3 separate regions of the Mus musculus genome follow, and regions 2 and 3 are each linked to region 1. The links are chromatin loops, found by intact Hi-C in ENCODE. Cell type or tissue: gastrocnemius. All regions are shown on one strand. Each heading gives the region's core, and the rest is flanking DNA. Links, peaks and the distances in the headings are about the cores only.

Region 1 (10,183 bases), core at 2,328-7,327:
GAAACTGGGTATAAACTTTTTGAAGCGGCCATTCTGAATACCAAGATTTTTGTGAAGTAATAGTTGCAACAGCTCCTGTATCCACCAAACTGTCTATTTCAACCTCATTCTCTTGCAACTTTAATTTTGGCCTCGGATCATTAACAACTGTTTGCCAGAATGCGCATTTTCTAGGACTTCCAAACCCTCCTGATCGATTGTTCTCCAGGGAGCAGCCTTGCCTTGGATATAGACAAACAGTAACATCTGAGCAGTCCTATCACCTGTGTTAAAGCATATTTTTTTCATAAGCCATTATCTTCATTTCTACTTTGAAATTTTTCACCTATAATTCCTGGATGCACAATCAGTCCTTGGGAAGTCAAACTGCTCCTTCCTGAGACCATTCCTACTGTCCCTGAGGGCAAAGGACCATAAACTCCAGTAGTTATTTTACAAAACTGAATTGGGGGAGGGGTAGTGTAGGATGTTTATCTGTGACCGAGTCTAGAGCGGGGCTGCATTGTAGATCTGCAATGCTTAGTTGAGCCTTTTCTGCCTGCTTGTTACTTTCTGGCTGACGAGAGGCAAACAGCTTGTGCTTTCTGCTGTGTGGGGCTCCCATTTTGTTTCCTGATGGCAAGAAATTGCCTTGGGTCTCTTTTGGATCTACACTCATTGGTCCAGTGGCGACCCCTTGTCACATTGCCAGCTCACCCCCGGAAGCCTAGGCCTTCTTTACGATTCCTATTTAGAAAAACCATTGTCCTTGGAGATGTCTCATACACAATTTTGTTGTGAACTGTCATATACCCTGTAGTTAAAGCGCTGCACATTTTGAGATCTAGAGTCTTTAGCTATGGCTTGCCCAGTTATCAACAGCATTATATATGCTCGGACCAAGATAGGTCGTCTCCCCGATCCACTCTTCCCTGGGTGCCACCCTCGACCTTAATAGATTAATAACCTTTTTTTTTCATTCCGTATTTGCATTTTCAAATGCCTGGGTCTCAATTAGCACTTGGATCAGGGTCTGATATGGCTTTGCTCACAGCTGAACCTAATTTTTGTAAAACAACAACAAACAGTGAAAACTTGCCCTGAGCCTTGTATACTTTTTGTAATGGCTCAGCCAGTCTTTCAACCTTTTTACAATCAAAATAGCCCAGAGTGAGGAAAAGGAGAAAAGAACAACAACAAACAAACAAAAACAAACAAACTATCTGCTGCAGAAAACCATGTGGGAGTGTCCCAATCCGAAGCCTCCGCAAACACCTTGTGGGCTTTTTGAAACAAAGTATCCATCTCTTCTTTTCTTGCCTGTGTTAGTAACCAGTTCTCTTGGCTCTCAGTTTTGAGCCAAGCCCTTCTCCTAGCCATTCCTCCCTCAGTTCCCCAACATTGTGCTTAAACAGTCTCTTCTTCCAGTTTTCCCAATACCAGCAGCTCCAAACTATATACCAACTGTTGTAGCCTCTCTGCTCAGCTCAGCGACTCTGGGCTCCACTGTCTCCTTATGACATCTTCTGCATCAGTCCGCTGTACAGAGAGACTCCTCTGATGTCTGAGTGAGGGCCCCAACCTGGATACATACACACACACACACACTCACACACAGATATAAACGTATAGGCTGTTTCCATTTAGCTGAACAGTAGTGGTAGCTTCACCCCTGGGGCCTCTGAGTTCCTGGCTAGGTTTATAGTACCAGGTTTACCACAGTTTCCTCCTGTGGCCCAGGCCTTAAATTCAATCAAAGTGGTTGCTTGCTCCTACTGACTTCTGTGCAACCATTGTGTCCAGGGATGTCTCTTGCCTCATGCTCACTGTTGTGGTTCATAGGGTTGACAGTTGGCTGAGACTTGATGGTGACATTTTCCTTTCGCTAGCCAACACAGTCCCTTCCAGTCCTGTGGAAGCTGGCCTCGGCCAATGATTCATCTGTTAGGATTATTCTAATTTAGCTTTCCAACCCTCGGCCCTCAGCCAATCCCAGGTCTCCAGGACTTGTGTCTCCTCCTGTGCCACGGGAACATTGAACCTTGGACCAACCGCTCCCTGTTTCTCCAGATTGCAAGCCCTGGTCAGGACCATTCTATTCTCTACCACAAGGAACCCAGTGGCTTTAGATCCCAAACATGAGTCTGTGCAGCCGAGTGAGCTCAGCATCTCTGCACCACCTCAGCTCATCTGGCATGATGTGCTCAGGGCTCACAGACGCTGTGGAAAAGACAGAGCCCCTGCCTATAGCAATGAGTGTCACCTCAGCATTTGGGGCTAACGTGTTGGTTTTCATTCCCCATATACGGACATGAATTTTGAAAATCAGCCAGTATAGTGGCCTCTTATTCCACCTTTTCCTCAGAGGGCTCTCCTGTGATGTGGGTAAGGGTTTAGGGATGAGTGAGTCGCTGTGGCCATCAAGGCGAGTCACTATGCCTAAAAGAACCAAAGCCATTCGCCACTGCAACTGGGTGCCCAGGCAGATGTGGTGGTGTTCATGAGTGTTGGGAGTCTGAAGAAGTCAAATAAGATGCAAACATGACTGTGTCCCAGTAGCTCAAGCCAAGGCAATCTGCACATGGCGCGTCTCCAGGTAAGGAGATAAGTCTTACAATCAAACCAATAAATTACCAACAGATTCAAAGGCCAAGGGATCCCGAGGCTAAAGGAGAGGTGGCTGGGGTTGGGGTGCGGGGGGTGGCTGGAGAGATGGTTCAGCTGTTAAGAGCACTGACTGCTCTTCCAGCGGTCCTGAGTTCAATTCCCAGCAACCACATGGTGGTTCACAACCATCTGTAATGGAGTCTAATGTCCTCTTCTGGTGTGTCTGAAGACAGCTACAGTCTATAGAATAAAATATTTACAAAAAAAAAAAAAAAAAAAAACCAAAAAAAAAAAAAAAAAACAACCCAACCCTTAGGGAAGAGTTTTTTTTTAAATGTATATTAGACTCTCACTAATGATATATTGGACCCTGACAACAATACCTGCTGCTGGGAACGGCCGTAGATTCTCGTCCCATGTCAGCACTGGTCCTCTCCCAAAGCCTGGTCTCGTCCTGAGGGACCAGAACCAGGGGCCAGATCACAACTGAGGAGGGCAGGAACATAGGGCCAGAGAATCGCGATCTGAGAAGGCTGGGGGAGTGTCTGTGAGTGTGGCAGAACAACATCACACAAGAGCGTGGACAGATGGGAAAGGTGTCACTGCGGGTTCTGAACCCACAACCCCACCGCCACCACCACCACCACCACAACCAAGTGTCAGAAAAACAGTAGGTCAGGCAAGAACGCTGCACGGACAGTTCCAGTTCTCACTGGACATATTTCCCAGGAGGTGGACTCTTTCCAAAAACAAGAGATCAATGGCAAGTAAGGTAGAAAGGCTCTGGCTAGGCAGGGTGAGAGAAACTCGGGAGTGGACAGACTGAGGTCAGGATTGAGTCCTCGGGTGGAAGAAACTCTGTGAGGAGCACTCTTTACAGGAGAAGGGAGGTGAAATCTGATGGAGAATTGACCGAGTACCAGCAGGGAAACCCAAAACAACGGCAGGGAGAAAACATGAAGGCCCATCCCTCATAGTCTTTCTGCCAAGGAGATGATGCTGGGGCCTTGTTTCCTGAGAGCACACTGGGTGCTGACCAGAGCTGCGGAATCAGTGTATTCTTGGAAGACCTTGGGCTCCAGGGCAAAAGAATAAGCCGGGCTTCCACGATAAGAGAACGGAGGAGAGAGCGAAAGCAGAGCCTTCCCGATGGAAACGGAGCAGCGCACTGACGAGCCTCAGGGAGGGGCACAGGAAGTGTGGACTCCATACCAGCATGCTGGCTCGGAGGTGTGAAGGGCCGACATCTGAGTGGTCATAGGTGACCTTGGGTCATACTGCTGCCATGACGCCTTCCAGAGGGAGGGACAAACTGACTCCAGTCACTAAAGTCTCTAGAGCAACAGCCACATGAGACAGGTGACAAGTGTCCACTGGGCAGTTGTGTCTAGTAGAGACCCAGCATGGGACCTGAATCAAGGGAGTGATGGCAGGTGACTAAGGGGACATCCGTGCGATCCTCGAAGTTCTGCCTCTGCGTAAAGTTGTCCTACAATGTGCTTATGCTACAAGAAGATTTTGCTAGCAGCTGGTGGTAAGTGATTAATATTAACTACACATGAAAGAGCAAATGCATTCCCATGCAATATATACATTAAAATAGAAAAACCTAATGCATACACACCACACACAGGCACAAACAGACACCACACACAGACACAGACATATACCACACACATGCCACACACACCACACACACACACATACACACACCACATCATACCACACTACACCACACACATCACAAAATTAAATGGAAACCCAGCTGCAGAGGGCCTTCGGGGTGGACCTATCTGTGCTACAGCCTGCCAGTCTTATGCGGTGGCTGTTACACATCCATCCTGTGTGTGTGTACGATTTCAGATCACCATTTGTTCTTTGTGGCATCTGTCTGCCACCCGCATACTCTGCCCCCTCCTCTGGGACCACAGAAACTGAAGGTGCAGACCCGTGAGCTTAGCCATGTCTTTTCAAATACCTGTGTGGCATATGGCTTCTCGAAAGGGCTGTCAAGAACTCCCCAACCCGCTAAGGTGTTCTTCACCCTCCTTTAAGATGAAACAGAAAATGCAGAGACCCAGAAAGTGACCTCAAAAATTCAAAAGTCACTGGGAAAGAACTGGCTCTGGAGACGCCCATGAAGGTCAGAATGAAAAGGGTTCCAGGAGAGAGGAAATCTTAGCCCTGAAATATCCCTTATCCAATGTTGCAAACACAATCACACCCACACTGAAATGGAGTGTTTATTTAATGTCTAATGTGTGGCTGGTTTCCCTAAACATTTGTTTGTTTTTGTTTTTTTAAATACAGGTTTATTTCTTTGAGAATTTCATGTATTTACATAATTTCCACCTCTCCCCCCCTCCTCTGTTGTGTTCCCCTCACTCTTCAAATTCATGACCTCTTTTTTTTTTTTTCTTTTAAAATTGTCACACACAGACACACACAACCTACTGGGTCCATTCAGGATCGCTCCCATGCACACGTGTTTAGAGCTAGTTACAAGTGCACACTGCCACGAGCTGTTCCACGAGCTCTGGATAGCCAACTCGGCTCTCCATACTCACACAGAAGGCTTTACCAATGGAGCCACAGCTGCCTTCATGGCCTCTCTTGGTGGCTTTGCACCCGCATCCCAGCCTTAAAACATCCTCAACGTCACAGGGACGTCCACTTCCCATTCCGACCACTAGATGTCACTATGTACCCGGCCATGACATCTCGCTTCCCGGTTCCTCGAAGCCCGCAAGTTCTGGTGCGTCCCGCCCTTCCCAGAGGATGGGCCAGAGAAGGAGCCTCTTCTCTGGGTTCTCACACGGTGGTGGCACGGTAACTCCGCAGCCAACTCTCAGGATGCGCATGGCTCTTTCACTGATCGTCTCTGACAGCTCCTACCCCGTGTGTAAAACAAAAAACCCCACAACATTAATACTCTTTGGGTGTTTGTCCAATGAGAGTGATGTTCCCTGTTGAAACCTGCAGGAACCCCCACAAAAGCCAGTGTGTGTACTCCGAGCGTGTGTAACCCCAGCACTCAGACTCCTTGGAAGCGTGATAGCCAGCTAGCCTGGCATATAAGGTGGCAAAACTGACACCAGGGCCTCAAAAGACAGTGGCACTGACACCCAAGACCGTCCTTTGACCTCCACACATGTGCTGTGGCATATGCATGCCAGGACTCATGCAACATCACACACATATCTTGTGCACACAGCGCTCAAACACACACTCTCACACACACGTACACATGCAAACACGTGTTTTTGTTTTTGTTTTTTTCCGGAAAATGACTGGGATGACCCACAGTACACACGTAGGCAGGGGTTGTTCAATCAGACATAAGGTTTTACGAGACTCCAAATGCCTGAGATGCCCAATTATCCTGCTGCCTAGAGATGTGGCTGTTTACTGAGCTGCCTTTACATGCTGGGCACACAACAGACAAAGCCCGGAGAACACAGAGGCTTCTGAAGCACGTGAGGTAGAATTTTCCTCTAGGCCATCACTCCTGAGACCACTGGACCCGGGAAGGCTGACAGTAGTCCTCAGACGCCCACACTCCAGCCATGTTCGCGTGACCATCGCTGACTCTGCTAGCACACGTCTAGGTAGCCACGTTGGTGGGAATTTTGTTGTCAGCAACACAGCATTTAGCCAGGTACAGTGACACAGTCCTGCTGACCCAACACTGGAGAGTGTGAAGGAGGGGAGTCAGAAGTCCACAGCCAACCTGGCTTGTAACAAGTCATTTTTCCTCAAAATAATCTCTGAGTCACTCACAGTGCACACACATTGTATGTTTGGGACCACCCGGGAGCATCCTGTGGTTGGGGGAGGGCGTGTGGGCCTCAGAAGTACCACAGCTCAGTCAACTACTCTGGGAAATACACAAGACCCGAAATAATGTTCAGGTTGAAAGTGAGTTTTGAGAATTAGAGAAGGCAGTGGTTTAAGGAGCCCGAGAAACAGCATCCCAAACTCTAGATTCTTTTTTGTTAACTGGTGGTAACTCGTGTTGGGATTCATCCGCAGGCTACTCCCCTTGTAACTCCTTCACAAAAGACTGCAAACACCGAGACAACTTTCCCCTCGCCACGCAGGTCGCGTGCTCTTTCTTAAGCACGACTTAGAGAAAGGAAAAAACTGAAATCTAGTCATGCCCCTGTAATTGTAACACACGTTAACTTTGCGCATGCCCAGATCAGACACCAGCCATCCAGTGACCCTAACTTGAGTGACAATCTTGCAGACATATGAGCAGAGTCCCATCCTTCAGTCAATGTCTGCATCCTAGACTCTGTCACACCCCAGGACCACATGTAGCTGGAGACAGTGGGGAGTGCATAGCTGGGACCTCACCTGAGGTCTCCCCTTTTCTACAGGGACACTCACCTTCCACCATCACCATGGACAGAGAAGTCATTTGTGATGGGTTGTATATCCTTGACCCAGAAAGTGGCACTCTTAGGAGGAGTGGCATTGTTGTAGTGGGTGTGGTCTTTTTGGAGTAGGTGTGACCTTGTTGGAGTGGGTGTGGCCTTGTTGGAGTGGGTGTGGCCCTGTGGAGTAGGTGTGTCACTGTAGGTATGGGCTTTAAGACTTTCATCCTAGCTGGCTGGAAGCCAGTATTCTGCTAGCAGCCTTCAGATGAAGATGTAGAACTCTCAGCTCCTCCTGCACCATGCCTGCCTGGATGCTGCCATGCTTCAGCCTTGATGATAATGGACTGAACCTCTGAACCTGTAAGCCAGCTCCAACTAAATGTTGTCCTTATGAGACTTGCCTTGGTCATGGTGTCTGCTCACAGACACCTTTGTGAAGACTCCTACGTGGGAGCTATCTGATAACTGCTCTTCCACTTTGTGTGTGTTTGTGTGTGTGTGTCAGTGTGTGTGCATGTTTGTTGAGTGAACCGAAGTCCCAAGTATGGGTGGAAGTAAAAACTCACTCATTGCCCCATCATGGGTACAAATCTGTTGAGTTTCCTGGCACCCTCATTTCGTGTCAAGCCAGTCAGAACTCTGTGGTACCGAGCACCCGTGCGAATAAGATTCATCTCTTCATTATCTAGATTTCCCAAGAGCTTAATCCTTGGCTCTGTTTGAATCTTATCTTTTCCTCTTCACAGATCCCTGCCTTCGGCAAGATGTGAGAACACTATCATTCTCAGTGTTTGGGGCGTTGCTAATCACACACACGGTTCCCAGCAGAGTGTGTGTGTGTGTTACAACTTCACAAGCTTAGTTTGCTATTGTCACAGCAGGGAGCATGGTGGCACACAGGCAGGCAATGGATCAGTGGCTGGGAGCTAGCTACATCCTGACCTGGAGTCAGAAAAGAGACACCCTGGCATGAGCATACACTTTGTGAAACCTCAAAGCCCAACCCCAGTGACACCCTCCCTCCAACAAGCCCACACCTCCGAAACCTTCTAATCCCTTCAAACAATTCCACTCCAGGCTACTGAGCATTCAAATATATGAGCCTGTAGGTGCCATTCTTGTTAAAGCAGCTCTCACGCCACCTCGTGTCCAGGTGACTGTGAGCCACCACACAGAGGTGGTGTACTGTACTCAGGTAAGCACTCCTAACCACTGGTCCATCCAGCCCCATGCTTGCATTTAAACAGCAGTGAAGGGCGGGTTTAAGGTCTATATTCCGGGGTAGCTGTGTGACCTTGGTCAAAGCCTCTCACAAGGCTATTTCCTTTCCTTCTTGAGGAACAGATAGAAATGCATCAAGGCTACCTCTGTTAGCTGAGCAACAAGCTATGAGACTTGACCGGGCCCCACAATATCACCGTTGGTAATTACAGAAGTCACCCAAGGCTGATTGGTGGCCAACAGAATTTCTTAGGCTCGACAGAGCCCCTGGGATCGTGCTAGATTTTTTTCCCCCCATGTAGCTCTTGGCTGTTTAAGCGTTCCCTTCCGAGCAGGCCTTGAGCCGGCTCTGCCAATGGCTTTCCTGGGACGATAATTAGATTTAAGCCCCCGGTCCAGTCAATAGATTCTCATCTCAGGGTTACCAAGCCGATCATGGCCAGTAATTTACAGCTTGAGTTGTTCTAAAATCAATACAGATTTTGCTCTTCAACGAGAGGGCTGTAAAACAGGGTGACAGGAGGGCCCCCAAAGCCGTCAGCTCAGGAGCGGAGCGTTTACCAAGCCTGCCTGCGGAGGGGCCTTGCAATTAGAGCAGAGCGAGGTGGATGGCCTCCATCCCATGGGCTGTGGCCAGAGGCAGCAGGAGCTCCCCCTGACAGGGCCTGTCTGCTCTCAGCTTTGGAGCTCTGTGTGAGTCCGTCTTGTTTGACAGGTGCGGTGGGAAGGGAACAGGTTTCCAGTCAGGTTGAGTGGCCTTTGGACATGACAGTGCAGTTTTCTACACTTGGGGCTTAGCCTGAATTCCTTGATGCTTGGGCCTCTTATCTGTAAAATGGGCAGATAATGGAGACCGTAGCCCAGATGGAGAGAGGAAGCCATATTTAGACAGCTCTGCAGATCCCAGTTCCCATGGTCCAAGTAAATACCCAGAAGAGAGCGGGACTTTAAAAAACCCCAGAACTTCCAGATGTGTTGACTTGGCTGTTGTTTTGTTTTTGTTTTTTGAGACAGGGTTTCTCTGTATAGCCCTGGCTATCCTGGAACTCACTTTGTAGACCAGGCTGGCCTCAAACTCAGAAATCTGCCTGCCTCTGCCTCCCAAGTGCTGGGATTAAAGTCGTGCGCCACCACCGCCCAGCTGTGTTGACTCTTGACTGTGATTTCAACACTGGGAAGACAGAGGCAAGAGTCTGAGGCCAGCCTGGGCCACACAGTGAGCTGCAGGACTGCCGGCATTCCAGATCTTGTACTGTCTGCTCGGGTGTGAGTATTGGTCCCATTTTTCTGATGGGAAAATCAAGTCAGAGATGGGGAGGGTTTTTTTTTTGTTGTTTTTGTTTTTGTTTTTGTTTTTTTTGCTCGAGCACAGACAGCCATCAGAATGGTGCTGTGGTTTGGATGTAAAATGTTCCCCCTGGCAGTTCAGAGTGTTCAGAAGCTGGGCTCCCAGCCAGCTGTGCTGTTCGGGGAGGTTTTGGGAACATCAGGTGGTAGAGCCCCCGTGGGAGAAAATGGACAGGAGTGTGTGCTTCTCTGAGGAAGCAACATGGGGAGAGGGGTGGGAGGTGTCACTCCCCAGAGCCTCAGGCACAGGTGAGGACCCCGTGCCTAGCACGCTCAGAATCAGTCAGTATGCTTTAGCTTCATATTTTCATTCATTCATTCATTCATTCATTCATTCGATGTATTGAGAACCTACCAGGACAAATGCAGTATGTAAGAGAGTGAGGGTGTGTGTGTCCCCAAGGAGTGCCCAAGTGAGGAAGCTGGACAGAGCTGAGATGTCACTGGGAGATGGGGACAGGACAGGGCTCAAGGAAGACCCTCCCAGGCACACAGAGGAGCACCCGCCAAGGCCCTGGGGTGGGAAAGATGGTGGCCCAGATGGAGAGGCAGAGAATACAGCTGAGGAGGAAACCTCAGCCTCTCCACCTTGGGCACCCTGAAGCCAGAAGAGCAGGGGTCAGCAGGGGTCAGCAGGGGTCAGCAGG
Region 2 (10,183 bases), core at 2,853-7,852, 450 kb after region 1:
CAATCCTCCAGACTCAGCTTCCTGAGTGCTAAAATGACAGGCATGAACCAACATGATTTGGTTCCATATTGTTTTCTTCAAAACATCATTTCCAGTTGCTTGAAGAATATTCTATCAAGATAGGCTGGACCATGGGCTGGTGAGATGGCTCAGTGGGTAAGAGCACCCGACTGCTCTTCCGAAGGTCAGGAGTTCAAATCCCAGCAACCACATGGTGGCTCACAACCATCCGTAACGAGATCTGGCGCCCTCTTCTGGAGTGTCTGAAGACAGCTTCAGTGTACTTACATATAATAAATAAATCTTTTAAAAAAAAAAAAAAAAAGATAGGCTGGACCAGCCTCACTTAAATTTCCAACTGTCACAACATTCTCCAGATCTTCCCTGGTCACCTGCAGTCTGCTCAATCATCAGAGGCTGCAACAGAAAAAAAGAAAGAAAGAAAGAAAGAAGAAAGAAAAAACGAAAGAAAAGTCTCTCCTCTTGCTCACAAGCATGCCTTATCTGTGCCTGGGGACTGAATGTGATATGAGAAAATTGTGGCCTTAAAAGCTCAACAGGGCTGGGCACGTATTTAATCTCAGCACTTAAATGCTTAATCTGGCTGGGCTGTGGTGGTACACACCTTTAATCCCAGCACTTGGGAGGCAGGCAGATTTCTGAGTTTGAGGCCAGCCTGGTCTACAAAGTGAGTTCCAGGATAGCCAGGGCTATACAGAGAAACCCTGTCTCGAAAAACAAAACAAAAAACAAACAAAAAAAAGTGCTTCATCCTGAGATAATTAAATGCTGAACGAGCTTTTAAACTTCATAAAATTTTAAGCTTTTACTTTTTATATTTTTTAAATTTTATTTGTGTACTTTTTTTTTTTTTGAAACAAGATCTTTCTATTATGTAGAGCTTGTCTTGGAACTACTTGGAGACTAGCTCCCTGTAGGCCAAGCTGGCCTTGAACTCACATTGAAAGACCCCCGAAGGGAGACCCTCACTCAGACACTCAAGTCCCGGGACAGCCGCGTACCCAAGAAGACACTGAGACCATACATAAAATGTAGAAGGCAAGATTTAATAAAGCAGCGACATGAAAGCACACAGACCAGAGCTCTGGGGTCGAAACTCGTACACCTAGTGACACCTAGTGGTGTAGAGGAGAATCGACGACCAGCCAAAATTTTTCACAGGCTTATATAGTAAAACTCAAAGGGGGAGAACTGGGCAGGGAAAGTACAAGTTTACATCACTAGGGAGTTCTGCCAAGGGACAAGGGGTTCTGCCAAAGGATTCTACGTAACTAAGGAGTCATGTCCTATCAAGGAACCTACGTAACTAAGGAGTACCTGGTTCATTTTGAGGTTGTTCCAGGAGGCCTTTATCTCAAAAATGTTCTTGGAACAGTTTTTAGTTGGGAGGGTTCGAACTTTAGGGTGAGGAGTTTTGGGGTGAAAAGTTTAGGAGTGTTCTGGGAACAATCTCTAGATGGGAGGGGGTGGGCTCCGAGGTAAAAAATTCATGTTTTCACAAGAGGCCAGTAATTTTCTATTCTTCAACATGTCTCTACCTCTTGATGTCTGGGACTAATGGTGTGTGCCACTGCACCTGACTCCCCCCCCCAAAAAAAGTACCATTATACTGGGGGAGGGAGTAGTCCAGATCTCTGATTTTCAGGCTCTGTGGCTTTTGATTATCAGCCTGGGAAGGGAGTCTCAAAGAGGAAGTAACTAGATTAGGTTGGTTGCCCTGTGGGCGTGTCTACAGGAGATTTCCTCCAGCAGGGAGAACCCTCCACTGTGGGTAGCACCATTCCTTAGGAGAGGATTTCAAATGGCACAAGTCTTTAGAAAGGGATCTGAGCTGAGTGTGAGTTCATTTCCTCTCTCTGCTCTTACCTGGTGTGTGTGTCCGCCACTTGAGTTCCCCACGGTGATGGATGTGCAAGGACCCACCTGGGTGAGAGATCAGTGGGAGAGCGTGACAACTGGTTTAGCTAGCAGCAAGGCATCATGCTTAGCTAGCAGCAAGGGATCACACTTAGCTAGCAGTAAGGGATCCTTGTTGCCGGGACTGTCTGCAGGAGGGGCACAGGTAGGTGGGGGTGGCAGTGTCCTTTGCCCTCTGCCTAGGGACCACCCAGGAGGCACAAAGAGGCCCTCAGAAAACAGCCAGCTGGGTCTCAGCCTGTCCATATCCTTCCTAACCCAGGGAATAGAGAACTTGTGAACAGGTAAACAATGGCCTCTGGGTGACATGGATAGACACAGAGGCACCCATCCTGTAGGACAAGAGATCAGGCTCATCTCCACATCCAGTACCAGGGTAAGGATGGAGTGAAATGTCATTCCCCAGAAGAAGCGTGAGGACACACAGGAGGCCAGAGTGGTGGCTAAATCCATCCAGAGCCCAGAAGCAGCTCTGATAAGTGAGCTGAGCCCTTGTGTTTGGGACATTGTTCCTTCTCTGCCTCCGGTTCACCACAGAGCACTGAGATCCCAGGAACCATCACGTGACTCTGAGCATTCAAACTCGGATTCTCTGCTTGACAAACACTTTTACTCACGGAGCCCTCTCCCAAGCTCTTCTGATCGTTTATAGTTTTTAAATTCTTCAACTATACATGTAGATGTGTTTCTGTACAGGCATATGTAGGTGAATGAAGTCCCCACAGCAGCCAGAAGAGGGCGCTGGATACCCTGGAGCCTGAGTGACAGTTGCGTGTGAGCGACCAGAGGATGCTGGGAACTAAACTCATGTCCTCTGTAATGACGGTGAGTACTCTTAAGCGCAGATTCACCTCTCCAGTCCTTTCCTGAACTTTTTTTTTTTAGATTTTTTTGTACATGTATGACTGTTTTTCTTGCATACATTCATGTGAATCACATATAGTCTGTGCCCATGGGAGTGAGGAGAGGACACCCAATACCCTGGAGCTGAATTACAGGTGTTTGTGAGCTCCCACGTGCTGGGAACCCAATCCAGGTCCTCTGCAAGAGCAGCCAATGCTCTCTCGATCGCTGAGCCATCTCTCCAGCCCCTTCCTGGATAGTGTGTCATTGGGATTCACTTCTACAAACAGCCTGGCTCTGTCCGTGAGCTCACCGGGTCTGCGGGTGTGCTGGGAACCGCTTTGTTTATTCTGAGTACTAGCCCACTGTATGGACATATCACAATGTAGTTACCCCTTCGCAGGCTGTTAGGACTGAGGCTGCTCCCAACCTGTGGACCCGTTCAGATCAGCACGTGTTTGCATCCTCTCGGGTAAAGGTCTCGAGTGGGATGCCCAAGCTTTACAGCGACTGGTGAGCTCTATAGGAACTTGCCCAACTGGGTTTCAGAGCAGGTGTAACATATGGGACCCCATCAACCATGCGGAGCACCCCAGCCCCTCCCCATCCAGCCGGGTGCTGCTCTTTTTCAGTTTCAGTCTCGGTGTGCCCTGACCCTCAGTGGGGTTTCCCTGTGCATTCCTCTGACGGATGATGGTGTCAAACAGCGCCTGCCTCGGGGAAGCACCTGGAAGGCCTTTAGGGACCCCTCCCTTCCTCATCCCAGCCCTCTACAACCCTCTGCTGCCTTTCCCAAGGGCCCACGTTGGAACCCTGAGGTCTTAGCTAGCTCTTCCTCTCACTCTAACTCCAGTTTCTCGCAGGTGTGTCTCCACCCTCCATTAATCCGTTCATCCATTGGGTTCAGCTGCGAGCTACCAGCATCCTCAGTCTCCCCCACCCCGCCCCCGCAGCAACTAACTCATCCTTTTTTGGATACTACCCCCACCCCCACTCCTGCCTTGTTCATTTCTCTCACTCGCACCACTGGGTCCATGCTAGTACACGCTCTAACACCCTGTGGCTTGTGTGAGTGGCAGAGAGAAAAACTGCCGGGATCAGCTGTCAACATCCATGTGGGGGGGAGGGGGTGGTGGGAGGGGGCAGCCCCTGACACGATGGGCGGAGTCACGGACTGAACATAAACTTAGTCCCCCTTCTCTTGCCTGACCCCTTATGCCTGACCCCACCTCCTGTCCGACCCCCTCCCCGCCTCTTCCGGCTTTTTGGCAATGCAATCTGTGTGCTCCCAATTTTTGAGTTCCAGTTTCCCCCAGGCAGCAGCTCAGGTGATCGTCGCACCCCTATTTACAGCCCCCACCCCCGGTGTGAGTGCGATAATATAGGTGTCAGGCGTGTAGTAAGTGCAGAATAAAATGCCAACCCTCTGTGCTAGGCCCCAGCTCTGCTTTGTCTTGCTCTGTACAGAGAGGGGCTGGATTCTACCCTTTCAGTCACCCTTCCAAGTATCCTTGCTCTTTCTCTGTTTCAAGGAACAATTAAAGGACAATAAGAGAGACTTCCGAGTGTCAGGGAAGGTCAGCAGGATGAGTCTTTGGGGGCACAGAATTCCCCCAGAACCCCAGTGTGATCTGGAGCATGGGATGATGTCACAGTAAGAGCAGAAGGGCCCGGGCTCCCACATTCTCTGTGTGATGGGGGTCGGGCTGGGCTTCACTTCACTGCACCTCCGTTTCCTCCTCTGTGGAATGGAGATTTGAAGGTCTCTTTAGAAACCGTTTAAGGGATTCAAGACGTTCTGAGGACTTGTGTGGGTTTGCTGAGAGGGTGCCTTGACCGACTCAGGCTCTGCGTGGTCAGGGGCATACAGAGATGGGGCAGAGGGGGGCATCTGTGAGCCAGAGACACCTGGAATCTTCCCAAGGCCAGGTGTCACGTTTTGAGAATCAGTTGTTTAGCGAATACATTGCCAGAAAAGCCAAAAGCTTCCACACTCAAAACCCCGAGCTGGGCCTCCGGACACCTCCTCCCAGAAGCAGGTGGCTGGCGCCCCCTGGTGGCTGTTCACCTCACCCAGCGGGTGACCCATCCGAGAAAGAAAACGTTCTTATACAGCATCCCCAGGAAGGGGACGAGGACCCTGGGGAATTGTTATGGTGCCCTCAAATCCTGTAGCTTCCAGGTCTGTGAATCCTCCCCGCTACTTTTTTTGATCCAAAGGGAGGATAAACCCAGGATCTGCTCAGTCCGCCAGCTGGCGGCCTCTGCAGGTCCAGAGGAAAGCAGCAGACATTGCCACCTCCAGATACTGGGACATCTCCCTACACTCCCTGCTCTGTCCCTGAGGGCCCCATCGCCTGCCACGTTCCTTCCTGTCTTTCTCTGTGGCTCTCTTCCTTCTCCATCCCTCTCTCCCATAATGAAGCCTTTTCTTCGAGCCCTGGAATTGTGGGTCACACCCTCTGCAGATAGGGCAAAGCCTCTTCTTCCCAAAGAGGCTCCAGAGAGTGTTTTTTGGAAGAGAAAAACCATCATTCTTCCAGGAGACAGGATGCTGTATGGTTCAAGCAGCTGTCCCCTTCTGTCTGTGGAAAGGATGGAAGGAAGGACTTGGGGCAGGACAAGCAGCGTGAGAGTTATGGGTGCCATGATGCCTTGGTGTCTGAGTGAGGTGGGCATGTCCATCATCTGTGTGGCCCACAGATGGGCAGCCCTCGTGGCTGGCTTGGGTGGAGGGGCTCTTGGAACATAGGCTCTAAAGCCAAGGTCAGAAAGCTGACAAAACTGTGACCCTGTGTCTCGCTGCTCTGCAAATAGGGGTTAATAAGCTCACAGAGCCTGATCCAGCTTGTTGCCTGTTTATAGGTGTGTGTGTGTGTGTGTGTGTGTGTGCGCGCGCACATAGAGGCCAGAGGACATCTCAGCTGTTGTTGTTCAGTAACTTTCTTTTGAGATGCTCTCTTATTGGCCTGGCCTGGCCTTTTGGAGGTAGGATAGACTTTAGGTGACCAGTGAACCACTATGCCTGTCTTTGCTGCCCCCAGGGTGGGGTTAAGAGTGTGAACTCTAGTCGGGCGCGGTGGCACACACCTTTAATCCCAGCACTTGGGAGGCAGAGACAGGTGGATTTCTGAGTTCGAGGCCAGCCTGGTCTACAAAGTGAGTTCCAGGACAGCCAGGGCTACACAGAGTAACCCTGTCTCGAAAAACAAAAACAAACAAACAAAAACAATAAAAGAGTGTGAACTCACCATCTTAGCCTTTAAAAAAAAATCTGTGGTTGGCATCCCACACGTGGTGTGCAGTCCTGTCTCTCAGGTGAAGCATGGCTAAAAGCCTGTGGAGTAAGTAGAAGAGGAAGATGCGTGCTGACAAGAGAAGACTGCGCCAAGAGAGCTCAACAGATGGAAGAGTATCCTCAGAGTGGACGGAAATGCTCTAATGAAAGACGTTGAGGAGATAACAAACCTCTCCAGGAGAAAATGCAGTGCGAGGAAGGGCGGTGTGGCGCGGATGAGGAAAAGGATGACATGAAAATGGAAATTGAAATTAAGAGAAACAGAAAGACTCTTCTAGACCAGCATGGCCAGTACCCAGTGTGGATAAACCAGAGGCAAAGAAAAAGACAAAGCCAACAGAGAAAAGAAACGAGGGAAAAACAGAGCAAAGGCTGCAAAGGGCCTGGCCTGGTAGACCTTAAAGACTGGCAAGGGAGCCAGGCGTGGTGGTGCACCCCTTTCATCCCAGCACTCAAGAGGTGAAGGCAGGTGGATTTCTGTGAGTTCAAGGCCAGCCTGGTCTACAGAGCAATTCCAAAGCACCCAGGCCTCCTTTACACAGAGAAACCTTGTCTTGAAAAAACAAGCAAACAAACATAAAAGAGAAACTATTTGTTTTCAGTTTGGACTTAGTTCTGTAATTCAAAACCAAAATAACTCATTTGTGTTAGAAACTTGAATAAAATCTCTTTGGTGATTAAAAAAAAAAATCTGACAGGGCTGCTGAAGGGATGGCTCAGCTGTTAAGAGCACTGACTGCTCTTCCAGAGTTCCTGAGTTCAATTCCCAGTACCCACGGGGTGGCTCAAGTCTGTAATGGGATCCGATGCCCTCTTCTGCTGTGTCTGAAGACAGTGACAGCATACTCATAAACATAAATAAATCTTTAAAAAGAAATTGGCCAACACCAAAGGGACCTTCCTCCTTTGACCCACCTTGGAAAGGGTAGATTCAATAAAGTTCTCTAGCTTGTGTAGTTGTGTTCATATTTACCTGTGAGTATGGATGCCAGAGAACAGTTTTGGAGAGTCAGCCTTCTCCTTCCACCATGAGGGCCCCCCTGGAGCTTAGGCCATGAGGCGTAGCAGCAAGCACCTTCACCGGCTGAGCCAGCCAGCCAGACCCAGCTTTAGTTTTCTCGGAGACAGGGTCTCATGTAGCCCAGGCAGTTAACGAGCCAAGGATGACCTTGAACTCCTGTACTGCTTGGGTGATGGGCATATGCTACCTACCACGTGTCGCTTAAACCCTCCAGTGCCCCTTGCAGTTGCCCAAGCATGTATTAGATGTCTAAGAGCGGTGTGGACAATGGTCTAAGCGCCCTCCGGGAGGGCTGGAGATGGCAGCCTAGGCACATGAAGGACTCAGCTATCGTTTATTATAATATGTTTATTGGATGCCTGTGCTGGGCCAGGCCGCAGCGCGAGGTCATTCTGTCACTGTACGGAAACTCGTTGGTTCACACGGGCCCAAAGGAAGGACCATCCCTCCAAGCCAGGGACCTGGGAAAGCCAGGCTACCTGCCACTGGAATCAGAGAAGCAGACATGGCGGCCTCCCACAAAGCTCCTCTCTTACCGGGTTACCATGGCAACCAACAGAGTAGCTTTTGGGAGTGGAATAAGGGAGCTGAGTCTTTCTGGAGAACGCAAGGACAGGTATCCAGTGACCTGCAGGGAGACACACAGCGGTGGGCGCTCTAAAGACTCCCGTGAATACATTTCACCCAGGAAGCCCAGATCTATGACCTCTGTGACCAGCGGGTGAGAGTGGAGCTAGCAAAGGTCTCGCTTAGGTGGGCAGGCAGGGGAGTCTAAGGGAGGAAGCTGTGCAGGGTGAGGTCGTCCCCATCCCGGTCCCCACTGGGCTCTGTCTTCAGGTCCTGGACCTTGGGCAGGCCCCCATTGGCTGTGACAGGGGCCCCGTCTCCCCCCTCAGGTAGCAGGGACGAGATGCAGATCATCTCCGTGGGGGAGTAGTTCCGCACTGGGTACATGTGGGTCTTACGGGACAGACGGACCGCCAGCACCACTGTGCACACGAGGAAGATGGTGGCCAGAGAAGCCAAGATGAGGATAATCAGCAGACATTGCTTCACCGGGATGAGATCTGAACTCCCTGGCAGGGTTGGGGCAGGTGAATTCCCAGGGGTCACAATCAGCCCTTTCTTCAGGCCGCTGTCAGGTAAGTGAGTCACGGATGGCCCAAGGAAGATGGTAGACTCGTTAGACTCTGTGGACGCCGTCTCCATGGTGGTAGGTTCTGTGGAAGGGACTTCGGTGGCTGCAGACGTTGTAAACAGAGTTTTTACAGCCTGAATCCTGGGAAGCTGGGTGGTCTCTGCCTCCGTGGGTGCTGGTTTTGAGGTCTCTGCCTCCGTGGGTGCTGGTTTTGAGGTCTCTGCCTCGTTGGGTGCTGGCTGAGAGGTCTCTGCCTCCGTGGGTGCTGGCTTTGAGGTCTCTGCCTCCGTGGGTGCTGGCTTTGAGGTGTCTGCCTCCATGGGTGCTGGCTGCGAGGTGTCTGCCTCCATGGGTGCTGGCTGCGAGGTCTCTGCCTCCATGGGTGCTGGCTGCGAGGTCTCTGCCTCCATGGGTGCTGGCTGCGAGGTCTCTGCCTCCATGGGTGCTGGCTGCGAGGTCTCTACCTCTGTGGATGCTGGTTGGACGGTCTCTACTGAGGTTAGACTCCACTGTGTGGCAGAGTCTGTGCTCAGCATCCCAACAGCTGTCCCTCCTGTACCTGGGGCAGTAGGGTCAGTGGTGGCAATCTTCTCAGTGGCTCTCTCGGAGGTTCCAGCGCTCGTGGAATCTCTCTCTAGCATGACCACGGTGGTTGGCAGCTCAGGGTGAGCAGCCACGGTGTTGGTGACATTTTTCAGCAATTCTGGGGGGTCTGTGTTATACGTATAGTCAGGGTCCTCAAAATCGTCATCCCCAACCACCTGCCTCCGTTCCCGGAGATGCACAGGACCCGGGGCTTCCTTGGTTTCATGCCCCCAGGGGTCCTGCAGCTGAAGGCTGTTGCCAGGGCCCAAGATGGTCAGCAGCACAAGGAAGCTTGGGGACATGGTACCTGAGGAGACAGGAGCAGAGATATGGTTTAGCCTGCCCCCACCGAGGACCTCAAGACAGTGCTGGCCTGGTCTGGGGCAGGCACGGTGGCGGCAGACATCTCCTGAGTTGAGACCCTTGGCTGGAAGCTTTGTGCATATCCACACAAATAATGCCAACCGACCATCAGAGAAGGTTCCTTACCCTCCCGTAAGGTTTGAGTTAAATTTTGTTTTCTTTCTTTTTTCCCCCTCTTTATTTAATTTTTAATTTTAATTATTATATCTTTGAGACAAGAGTCTCTCCCTAAGCTGTCCTTAAACTAGTGATCCTCCTGCCTCAACCTCCTGAGCGCTGAGATTATAAGTAGGACCTACCATGATCAGCGATTAAATATACATTTTTTTAAAAAATCTATTTATTTTTGTGTTTGGCCTGCTTGGATGTCTGTGCATCCTGTGTATGCAGTGTCTGAGGAAGGTGTGGGATCCTCTGGAACTGGAGACACAGTTGTCGGAGCTGGGAATCCCTGGTCCTCTGGACAAACAGCAAGTGCTTGTTTTGTTTTGCTTTTGTTTTCTCGAGACAAGGTTTCTCTGTGTAGCTCTGGCTGTCCTGGAACTCAGGACGAGTGTCAGGATTAAAGGCGTGGGCCACTACGCCCAGCTACAGCAAGTGCTCTTAACCACTGAGCCTTCTCTCAACCCCTAAAATAATATATTTCTACTAAGCTCAGGACTGCAGGAGGCCAAGCTATAGACTGAGGTCAAGGCCAGGCTGTGTAACTCAATGAGATTCTGTTTCAAAAGAACAAAAAAATATATATATATAAGGGAAGAGAGAGAGGAGGGAGGGGAAAACGTGGTCAGGATGTAGAAAGAAAGAGAGGGAGAGAGAGAGAAGAGAAAGGGAAAGAAAGAAAGAAAGAAAGAAAGAGAGAGAGAGAGAGAGAGAGAGAGAGAGAGAGAAGGAAGGAAGGAAGGAAGGAAGGAAGGAAAGAAAGAAAGAAAGAAAGAAAGAAAGAAAGAAAGAAAGAAAGAAAGAAAGAAAGAGAGAGAGAGAAAGAGCAATAAAT
Region 3 (10,183 bases), core at 2,977-7,976, 110 kb after region 1:
TTTCTGTCAACTTGACTCAGGCTGGGGTCACCAGAGAGGAGGAAGCCTCAACTGAGAAAATGTCTCCATATGATCAAGCTGTACTACACCTGTAGTATATTTTCTTTTCTTCTTTAAAAAAAATTATTTATTTATTTATTTATTTATTTTCTATGATTACATATAGATAAAACATGAAAATCCACCAGAAGAGGGCTTCAGATCCCATGGCAGATGGTTGTGAACCACCATGTAGGTGCTGGGAATTGATTTCAGGACCTCTGGAAGAGCAGTCAGTGCTTTTAACCACTGAGCCATCTCACCAGCCCTAGAGTATTTTCCCAATTAGTAATTGACGGGGGAGGGCCCAGCCCACTGTGGGTGGAGCCATCCCTGGGCTGGTGGTCCTGGGTTCTATAAGAAAGCAGGCTGTGGCAAGCCATTGGGAGCAAGCCAGTAAGCAGCACCCTCCATGGCCTCTGCATCAGCTCCTGCCTCCAAGTCCCTGCCCTGCTTGAGTTCCTGCCCTGACTGCCTTCAGTGATAAACAGTGCTGTGGAAGTGGAAGTGAAATAAACCCTTTCCTCCCCAAGTTGCTCTGGTCACGGTGTTTCATCGCAGCAACAGTGACCTCGGCCAAGACACACCTTTCTTCTAACCCTTCCATGTTGACTTCTAACTCCCACTAACGCATCATCTTGCCCACCTGACCACAGCCTTCTATGGGCTCATTCACCTCTGGGTCTTTAGTGCCTGGCACATCAGAGTCCTAGTGATGTTCAGGAGGAGGGATGGAGAGGGAGGGGCTAAAGCTGAGAGTTTGCCTCTTACACTGGCCACCCACGTTAACAGAACCTAGGGTAGCTTTGGGTCACTGATGACTGAACAATATTGGCGCTATTAATTAGCCTGAACTCTACAAATTAAAATACACACACACACACACACACACACACACACACAGAGGATTTGGCCACAAGAAGCAACTCTCCCTGAAACTCTACTGGTCCCAAATAAATACAAAGAAGAACAAAAAGCCTCATTAATCTTTTAAAGAGATCATCCGAGCCTGGGAAAATCCTGATTCTCAGAGAGGCTTCTGGCAGATCAGTGGCCATCAGCCTTCCACTGTTAATCCACCTGCTGTCCAGGGTGAACCCAAGCCGGCCTCACCCGCAGCCCTGCTTAACCCTCTCGCTGCTCGGGATTGTCATAACCATCCCCACCATGGAGATTCCCCCAGCAGCTCCCACTACAGTAGAGGGAGAAAATCACCCAGCCCTGCCCACAGCTGAAGCCTGAAGCTCTGGGTGCTGTCTTCTGTCCCCCCCCCCCCCCACACACACACATATTCTTGGTGATATGGGGGTGTTGAGGTCATAACTCGGAGATTCATTTGCCCTGCTGGATTAAAAACCTCCACTGTGATTGGCCCCTGAAGCTTATCCCAGCCTTGCCCAAAAGTTAGATGCCTTACAAAGACTCTCTTCACACTACGGGCTAATAGATGGCCAAGGATTTTCATTTCGAGTTTCCCTTCCCACTGCCGGGCACTCTGCAGAGCTGCAAGCACGCCAAAGCTGGTTTAGCACTTGATGTTGCTTTGTTTTCCTGGTGAGCCTGTAAGATGCAGCTGCTGTCATAGCCATGGCACCAGAGGCTGGAGCTTCCATGGGGGACCCTGCTCAAAGTCACACTGCAATGCTGAATATGTGCTCTCTCTCTCTCTCTCCCTCTCTCTCTCTCTCTCTCACACACACACACACACACACACACACACACACTCACTCACTCACACACACACTCTCACAAACACACACATACACACTCACTCTCACACATGCACACAACACACACACACACTCTCACAAACACTCACACACACTCACACACACTCATACACAGCCCAGGTTTCGGTGTGCATGTGTCCAGCCCCTCCCACACCTGCTCCAGACCCTTCTTAGCAAAGATTCTCAGAATTCCCATAACTCCGTTAAAGAAGTACAACCCTGGATAGGAAGGATCATTGGTCCTGTCCTTCCATCTCTGATTTCCTCCACAACAGAGGTCAGCAAGCCAGGATCCAGACCCACCAGGCTGTAAATAAGGCTTTATTTAAACAGGCTTAGCCACAGGCAGTACTTAAGCGTTTTGTGTGCTGCCTAAGAGGAAAAGGCAAAGACACCCACTTCATAATAAGAGCTCTCTAGAGGCTCAGATTCCCAAAAGAGAGACAATGTATCCTAAGACATTTCAAAGCCAGGAGTCAGTCTAGAATGACAGTCGTGCTGACTAAGCAGTTGAAACATCTTAAGGTGAGCCCCTCCTCCATGCCTCTGCCTGACCTAGTGCTGCCGCCCTGTCAGGACCAGAGTCCTCACACAGATCGTCTGCCCCGTGTCCCGCACGCTGCCTGCTGGTCCGGAAGTTCTCCAGGACTGGGAAATTTAAGGGCTTATGGGAAAGTTAGGAAGTAAGACAGGCTGTTAGGTAAAACAAAGAACTCAGCCCACACAGGGAATCCCAGCTTGGGAGGCTCAGCAGGAGGATTACCTTGAGTTTGAAGCTAGGCAGGGCTGCACAGCAAGACCTCATCTCTGTAAGCCAAGGAAGAAAAAGAGCTGAGGGGGGAATGGGGACAGGAAACAGAAACAGAAAAACAGACAGAAGGGCAGAAAAGGAAAGAGGGTGGAAGACAGGAGAATGAGAGGGTATGGGGTGTGATGGGGGTGGGGGAACAAGCTCAGGGGATAGCTCCTACTCCAGAATGCTGAAGAGTTTTAAGAATCATGTGGCTCCAGGGACTCTCTGATGAGGGCCATTTTAGAAGAAGCACCGGAACTTTTGACCTGGCCCTGATGGCAGAGCACCAGTCTCAAGAAAAGATCACTGGTCCCTTGCTCCTTCCCACTGGGTGGGGCTGGGTCGTTGCGGGGCAAGCTTTGGAGATCACTTGCACCCTAGCTCTGCAGCTGACTAGCTATGGAGGACCCACCCTAAAGCTGCCTTCGTGCCTCGTGCCCGTCAGCCATCCAAGACCCTGCCTTATGGATGGAGAAACTGAGGCTTCTTTGCCATGGCATGCCTCTGGCCATAGAGGGTCTCCATAGTGGGGAAGTTGCCATGGTGATGCAGTCTCTTACTCGGGTGGAGTCTGGTTTCATTACCCTTAGCATGGGGTCCACAGAGGCTGAGGCAGCCACACCCCCTTCCTCACCACAGCTCCAAGGAGAAAGATGTTAACCAAATATCCTCCATGCTGTAAGTAATTGGAAGTCATAGTGAACTGTAGCCAGGGCTGGTTACGCCTCTGACCAAACATAGTTTATTTTGAGCATCTGTGACTGTTATTAATAAATAAGAGCTCTAGAGTTCATTGCTAAACCGAGACCCACTCCTTTACCACACTAGGTTCAGGCACGACAAACAAAATCACGCCACGCAGACACCCACCCTAACCTGAAGGAGTCGACCTACTTGAACCCAGCCCAAAATCTTTTGTTAATGTCTCCCAGCTCCATCATGCGTTTCTGCCTGCATTGGATACTGGAGCTGGTGGAGATGAGCTCTAGAGAAGGAATGGAGGGAGTACCATCCCCCTCGCCAGCTGCTGAGTGCCTTCAGTGAGTGGGGGGGGGGGGGTCCTAGAATGAAAATTGAAAACAGCAGAGGTCCCTCTGGGCAGGACATTCCACTCCTTTAATGCATCTTTCCCAAGCCCACATGGTTTCTCATCAGCCACAGCCCTGCACATCACAGGCTCATAAATGCTGTTTCCCTTGCCAATGATTGGCTGAGAGTGAGCATGTGACTCACTATAGCCAATGATTGGCTGAGAGTGTGCATGTGACCCAGTATAGCCAATGATTGGCTGAGATTGAGCATGTGACTCAGTATAATGCGGAAGACACCTAGGCTCTTTCGAAAGACTAAGTCCATTAGCGAGGCCACCCAAAAGCCCACACACTCGGCTGGAGCTAAGGCCAGGTGGTTAATAGCACATCCCGCTCTTGCAGAAGACAAAGTTCACTTCCCAGCTTCCACATCAGGAGGCTCATGGTTGCCTGTGACTCCAGCTTCAGAATACACACACACACACCTTAAAACATCTTAAGAAGGAAGGACACCCCCCCCAACTATACTCTGGGAGCTTGGAGTGGATAGAACCCCGCAGAGGGGAGTCATACTGCCAGAAGATTCCAGTGGATAAACAGGCAGAGTGCAGCCAGGTGGGGATGGCGCTCATTTGTTCTGCCCAGTCTACACCCAAACGCTGCTCTAGTACAGACTTCCTTCCTGGGTCACTCGGCTTCCTTCACTTGACCCCACAGCATCACAATCACAACTCTGTCTCTGTAGAACAGTGAGGGCACAGAGCAGCAGGCACGCTGCCCAGGGTGACACAATGGGATCTTCTACCATTGCCCCAGAATCCTCTGCCTTCACCTCCCTCCACCAGAACTGACACATAGCCGAGCCCTAAGAATGGACATTCTGACAGTTACAGCCATTGAGTAGCCAAGGTGGCCTGTGCTGAATGCTGAGGGAATGGAGACCCAATCCCCAAAGAAGGAAGGGAAGACAGCAATGACAGAGTATGATTGACAGGTAGGAGAGATCACAGGGGCTGGTCAAGGCTTTGCCAGCCACCGTGCCTGGGGCAGTGATACTGTAAAAAACATGCCTGACATTGAGACGGCATGGTCTCTTCCTGCTGTGGGTGGACCATATCCAGTCACCTGTCAATCCCTTTGCTAGGGAAATAGGAGTAGTTGTCAAACATTCAATGTGTCCTTGCAAGGTGCTCCGGGGAGGACTCCAGGTGGTCCTAACGATGATAACAGAACAGCATAGAATCACACTGCACAGTGCTGGCCCAAGTCACCATCAGCTGTGTGGCCTCAGCCATTCCCTGTCCTCTGAAGGCTGTTCACATGTCCTTCTGTGAAATCATGGGAAATTCCTTGACTCTATGATGAAGATGTCAGGAAAGAAGATGGAGCCCTCTGCCCCCAGCTACAACCATGACTGTGCTTTCTCGTTCCATGGCTCCGGGGGGGGGGGTTGTCTCTCTAAAATCTTCTTTGAAGAGGTTCCTGATACTAAAAAGGGGGACATGGAGGAAAGGGTGAAGGGGATGAGGAGGAAGAGGAGGAGGGTGAGAAAGAAGACAGAATAGGAAGAAGAGGCGACATGGAGAAGGGAGTGGGGGGCGAAAAAGAGGAGGAGGAAGGGAGAGAGGGGAATGTGGAAATGGGAAGGGTGCCCACCGCCCACGGGGCAGGGTGAGAGGAAGCAATAGAAGAATAAGAAGGGGAGGAAAGGGATGGGGGGGTGGCAGGGAGAAGAGAGACAACTCGAGAGGAGGGAAGAGGGGAAGAGAGAAAAGGGAAAAGTTAGAAGAGGTAGAGGCAGGGTAAACAACACCAGCTCAGAAGCCCCTGGTAGAAGATTTTCTGTTACTCGGTGGCTGTACTGGCTGGTTTTGTGTGTCAACCTGACACAGGCTGGAGCTATCACAGAGAAAGGAGCTTCAGTTGGGAAACAGCCTCCGTGAGATTCAGCTGTAGGGCATTTTCTCAATTAGTGATCAAAGGGGGAGGGTCCCTTGTGGGTGGAGTCATTCCTAGGCTGGTATTCTTGGGTTCTATAAGAAAGCAAGCTGAGCAAGCCAGGAGAAGCAAGCCAGTAAGAAACATCCCTCCATGGCCTCTGCATCAGCTCCTGCTTCTTGACCTGCTTGAGTTCTTGTCCTGACTTCCTTTGGTAATGAACAGCAATATGGAAAGTGTAAGCTGAATAAACCCTTTCCTCCCCAACTTGCTTCTTGGTCATAGTGTTTTGTGTAGGAATAGGAACCCTGACTAAGACAGTGGCTAAGGGCACCATCTTAGAAGTCTCCCCAGGCCTGGATCCTCTGCTGCCAGACAAGAATGTAGCCTTTGCTCTGACCCTGGCCAGGAGGGGGCGCTGGAACTCCTTTCATTTTGACAGTCCAGGAGGGTATTTAATTTGCACTTTCCTAACGCTGGGGAATGTGAGCATCTTTTCCTTTGTTTCTTAGCCACATGGATTTTGTCCATAAAATCCTAACTTTCCCTCTTCTCTTTTCTTCTTTTTTTCTTTTCCTTTTTTCTTTTTTTGCCATTTGTCGCGTGTGTGTGTGTGTGTGTGTGTGTGTGTGTGTGTGTGTTTAACACTGTGGATATAATCATAAATCTAATATAGTCATGCAATATGGATTTTTTAAAAGATATTTATCTTACTAGTAGTCCAGGCTGGCCTTGAACTTATAAAAATCCTCCTGCCTCAACATCTGAGAGGGCTGGGATTTCAGGTATGAGCTACCATGCCCTATATATAGTGTGGATTTTAAAAATCTTTTACTGGCTTTTGCTTTGTTTTTAATCTCATGATAAGGGCACAGACTGTACTATCCTGGGAGGATTAAACAGCTTAATTTGGGATTCCTGGTGTATTATCAGATAGTTTATTCTGTTACTGACCAGCTCAGAGCACAGGGATGTGGTTCTGTGGTTATTCGGATATGTGCGCATCTTTGGAGTTGGTTACAATCCTAAGGCCAGGCAAAGTGATCTGTAGGAATTCCCCGTGAAGAGGCACTCAAAACCTGGAACCTGGCTGACCTGTGTCTACTTGGTTGAGAAGTGGGTGGCATGACTGATCCACGCTGGGCACTATGCTCTAGAGGCAGCATCAAAGATACGCTCATCCCTGGGAGGTGGAGGCCAGTGGGAATTCTCTATGAACAAGAGAAATTAGCAAGGTAGCACCTGTGAATCATCTCGGCTGGTCAGTCCTGCCAGGGACACCGCTTGTGGCAGAAGCAGACCTCACCAAACATGAGCCGGTATCCGGGTCTCTGGTTGCTGGGTTACACCAGCAGGGAGCGCTGGGTTATATCAGCATTGGTTGCTGGGTTACACCAGCATGCACTTGTACCATTTTGTATCTATTTCTCGTTCTGATGAGGCTACTGTGTAACAAATAGCCCTAGAAAGGTTGGAGATAAACAGCAACAGTGTGGCAGCATGGCCAGCCACTCTGATTTGCTGTTCTAAATAAGCTTTCTTAACCCTCTGGGCTCATCCAACCAACAGCAGGCTCTTTTTCACCCATCTTCTATGGTCCTTAGACAAACAAACAGCCTGGGTGTGGTCTCCTGGTGTGGACAAGGGCACCAGCAGGATTGAGCCTTTTCTTGCCCCGGTGTGAGCAGTTCACCTTCACTGTGACTCCAGTGGGTTTGTGGTCACCTGGGAGACCCGAATGTGTCTGTGAGGATGTTTCCAGAGCGGAGTGAAGACCCACCCACCCTCCACTCACAGCTCTTAGGTATCAAGGGCTAAATAAAAATGTGATGAGCTGAGCGCTGCCATTCATCACTTCGTGCTTCCTGCCTACAGATGCTAAGTGACCCTCTGACTCATGCTCCTTCACCACCATCTCCCACCATCACCGCGACCTCCCCCACCATGATGGAAAACACCCTCAGACTCTGAGCTGGGGTCAACCCTCCCTTCCTGAAGTTGCTTTTGTTGGGTGTTTGTAACAGCAGCAGGGAAAATGGAGGAGGGGTGGCACATGGGGGAGGGGTAGTTTAATCCCAAAGCCAAGGACAAGAGTCATGGACAGAGAAGGTACTGGGGTCTTTGCTGCTGTGATCACAGCAGTGCAGCAGGCAGGCTACAGAAACAGGTCTGGATGGGACCCACCATTTGCTGCTGAGGTTTTACATGGGATCCCTTCCCAGAAATCCCCCCACCCAGCCCTAGGTCACACCACAACCTTCTTGCTTTCTCTCAGCTCTTTGCCAAGGGACAGAAATCTCTGCAGTGCGGCCCTCCTGCTGCTAATGGCTTCTCTGTCTCTCTTAGGGATTGTGCACCAGGAGACCTCACTAGCTTCTTCTGATGATGTTCTCAGTGCCCCCAGTCCTAGCCATGCAGACGACAGTGACACAGCTCTGCAGCTCCTTTCACAGGGACTCCACAGCCACTGTGTCTTTTTCCTGATCACTGGCAAGCACTGGGTAAGTGTTATATGGTTCGCCTTTCTCACTGTGAGCACCAGCAAGGTGTGGATTGTTTCCATGTCAAGACAAACGATGGCTGGCTCATCAGGGTTCAGCAGAAAATGGAGAAACTTCTGCCCCTGGATTCTTTCTAACGGTCTGAAGGCTCAGGATCCTGCATGTGACCCACCCTGTTTGGACTTGGATGGAGTCTCCTTGACTGTTGCTAATGCAAGTGACAATGGAGGGATGGAGATGTCCAAGGGGAGGGAGTGGTTGACTTAAAGGTGCCAGGGCCTGTGGATGCAGGAGGGGACTCTGGAGTCTTTTCACCTGTGCAGAACAGCCCTGCTCAGAGACAACAGGGCACATGAGCATTGATCGTCAGCTTCTGTGGAATCTGCCCTGAGAAAAGGAAGGAGCCGCCAACCTAGAACAGAAGCTCCCCCTAGTTCTATGTCATTGGCAAGTGACTAGACCTCTCTGGGCCTTGGCCAACTTACCTGTAATGTAGATTCAGTGGTCAACATTGTTCCTCAACTTGACTGGATTAGAAACACCCAGGGGTTTGGTAAGCCCACTTCTGGGTGTGTCTGTGAGCTGTTTTCAGAGACCTTAGATTGACAGTCTGATCCAATTGATGGACCAATGACTTCATAGAACGATAGGCTGCCAAGTCAAGAGTTGGACTGGAGGGGTGTTCTTGGGATCTCGGTCCTCTTCTTTCACAGCCCCCTCCTGTTCACCAAGAATTAGGGTATAACCTCTACCAGGCTCTCCCAGCTCTTGCTGCCATGTTCTGCCCAAGTGCTCAAGCCGAGCGACTAGGGACTGAACCCTCTGAAAACAGAAGGCATGCGCTAAGCCCAGTCCTTTCCCCTTTAAGTTTTTTGTGTGAGGCATCTGTCACAGGCACAATGAGAACTTAACTAATGCCACGGCCCAGCGGCTCAGCCGTGGGTAAGAGCTGTGAGCTCACACTCAGGAAGTTGGGCTCAGAATCCAGTCTCCCACAAACAGCAGCACCACCCCTTTAGATACACAGAGTGGGGCTCTCTGGGCAGTCTGGAGGAAAAAGCTGTAGCCTCACTGGGTGTCTCCTCAAGTTAACTAAGGACGGCCAGAGCAAGCCAGGATTCTCAGACTAAGATCGGGACCACAGTTCTGAACTCTGCATTGCTGCCCTAGGAGCTGACAAGCAGGGCTTTCTCTGCTGACGCTGATGGCAAGCTGAGAGCTTGTCACAGCAGACTGCTGTGGGGCAACGCTGGGAGAACACTTCTGAGCTGCCTGCTTTGGGAACATTCCCTCTCACCCCCACATCATCTCGTGACCCCAGAGCCACGTGTGGCGAATGCAGAAATGGCCATAGTCTTCTGCCCCTCTCAGCACATACCATCTCCCATCATGGCTCCATCTTCTCCCACTAACACACAGAGTTAAAATCCTTGACCCTGGGCTAGCACTGTCACTTAAGTCTGGCTGATTGAAGATAGCTGAAGCAACTCTGATAGTCCCTAGCTCTTAAGGCAATGGGATGGTGTTCTGTCCTTTGTAACATTGGTCAGCTACAGGGTACGAGCCCAGACTAGACTGCTAAGGCTGGTAGAGATACTTTGTCCCAAAACCAAGAGGAAAAAGCCACCTCATGCAACACCCAGACACAGAAGCAGGTCCACATGGTCCAGAAGAGTGACCAGTCAACTCACATACGGTAACTGAAAGGACTGAGGCTGTAAGTTTGGGCATGGTTGTTATGAAGCAGTAGCTAGCTGATACACTGTGTGTAACAAAGAACTCAACTCTCTACCTCATTCCAGAATGGTACGAAGAACTTCACATCCCATTATGCCCCTACTCAGTCCTCACCAAGACCTGCAGAGGACACGAAGGCTTGGCCAAGCTTGTGCCAATTGTGCCTCGCTCAATGAAGAAGCCAGGATTGGAACTCAAGCCTACCTGATACCAGAGTCACTTCTTGAATCTGAGAACCATTCTCAGAGTGGAGCCACCCTCCCAACCTGGCCCCTGCTTCCTGGAGGTCCTTCTCAAAACATCTGTGGACTTTTGTCCCAGGCCATTCTTCTTAGTTGACTTTAATCTCCTTCATCTGGAGCCCCACACGAGGAAACAACTCAGTGGACCCCCCATAACATTTAGAGGTGAAGG

What was found. A loop is a pair of places that touch in the nucleus more often than their neighbours do. Peaks named below come from ENCODE experiments on the same cell type or tissue, not always from the same donor. Only the 100,000 strongest peaks of a DNase experiment are listed, where the experiment ranks them.
Region 2: a loop joins it to region 1, with 6 times the contacts of the local background. A loop is called at or near these places in 22 of 42 quality-filtered maps.
Region 3: it touches region 1 in a loop (9-fold over the local background); 18 of 42 quality-filtered maps call a loop at or near these places.

Annotation. Positions count from the first base shown.
Region 1 is chr5:113,360,821-113,371,003 of GRCm38, forward strand. No RefSeq gene overlaps it. Among named protein-coding and RNA genes, the nearest start is that of Aym1, 8.6 kb to the left of the region's middle. In gastrocnemius, for the core only: no CTCF peak of the experiment used is centred there; DNase peaks (open chromatin) are centred at 2,554 and 5,308.
Region 2 is chr5:113,811,119-113,821,301 of GRCm38, forward strand. Selplg (selectin, platelet (p-selectin) ligand) reads right to left here. Exons shown (of 2, transcript NM_009151.3): 2 at 6,680-9,130. The coding sequence starts at 9,125. The coding sequence ends at 7,872. Gm42004 (a long non-coding RNA gene) reads left to right here. Exons shown (of 5, transcript XR_878692.2): 4 at 2,635-2,763; 5 at 3,185-3,866. It also overlaps the pseudogene Gm19931. Among named protein-coding and RNA genes, the nearest start is that of Selplg, 14 kb to the right of the region's middle. In gastrocnemius, for the core only: a CTCF peak has its summit at 4,845 (motif pointing left); a DNase peak (open chromatin) is centred at 4,822.
Region 3 is chr5:113,465,669-113,475,851 of GRCm38, forward strand. It overlaps Gm30812 (a long non-coding RNA gene), which reads left to right. Exons shown (of 3, transcript XR_389557.3): 2 at 7,878-8,032; 3 at 9,835-10,183. Among named protein-coding and RNA genes, the nearest start is that of Gm30812, 6.0 kb to the left of the region's middle. In gastrocnemius, for the core only: a CTCF peak has its summit at 5,944 (motif pointing right); a DNase peak (open chromatin) is centred at 5,943.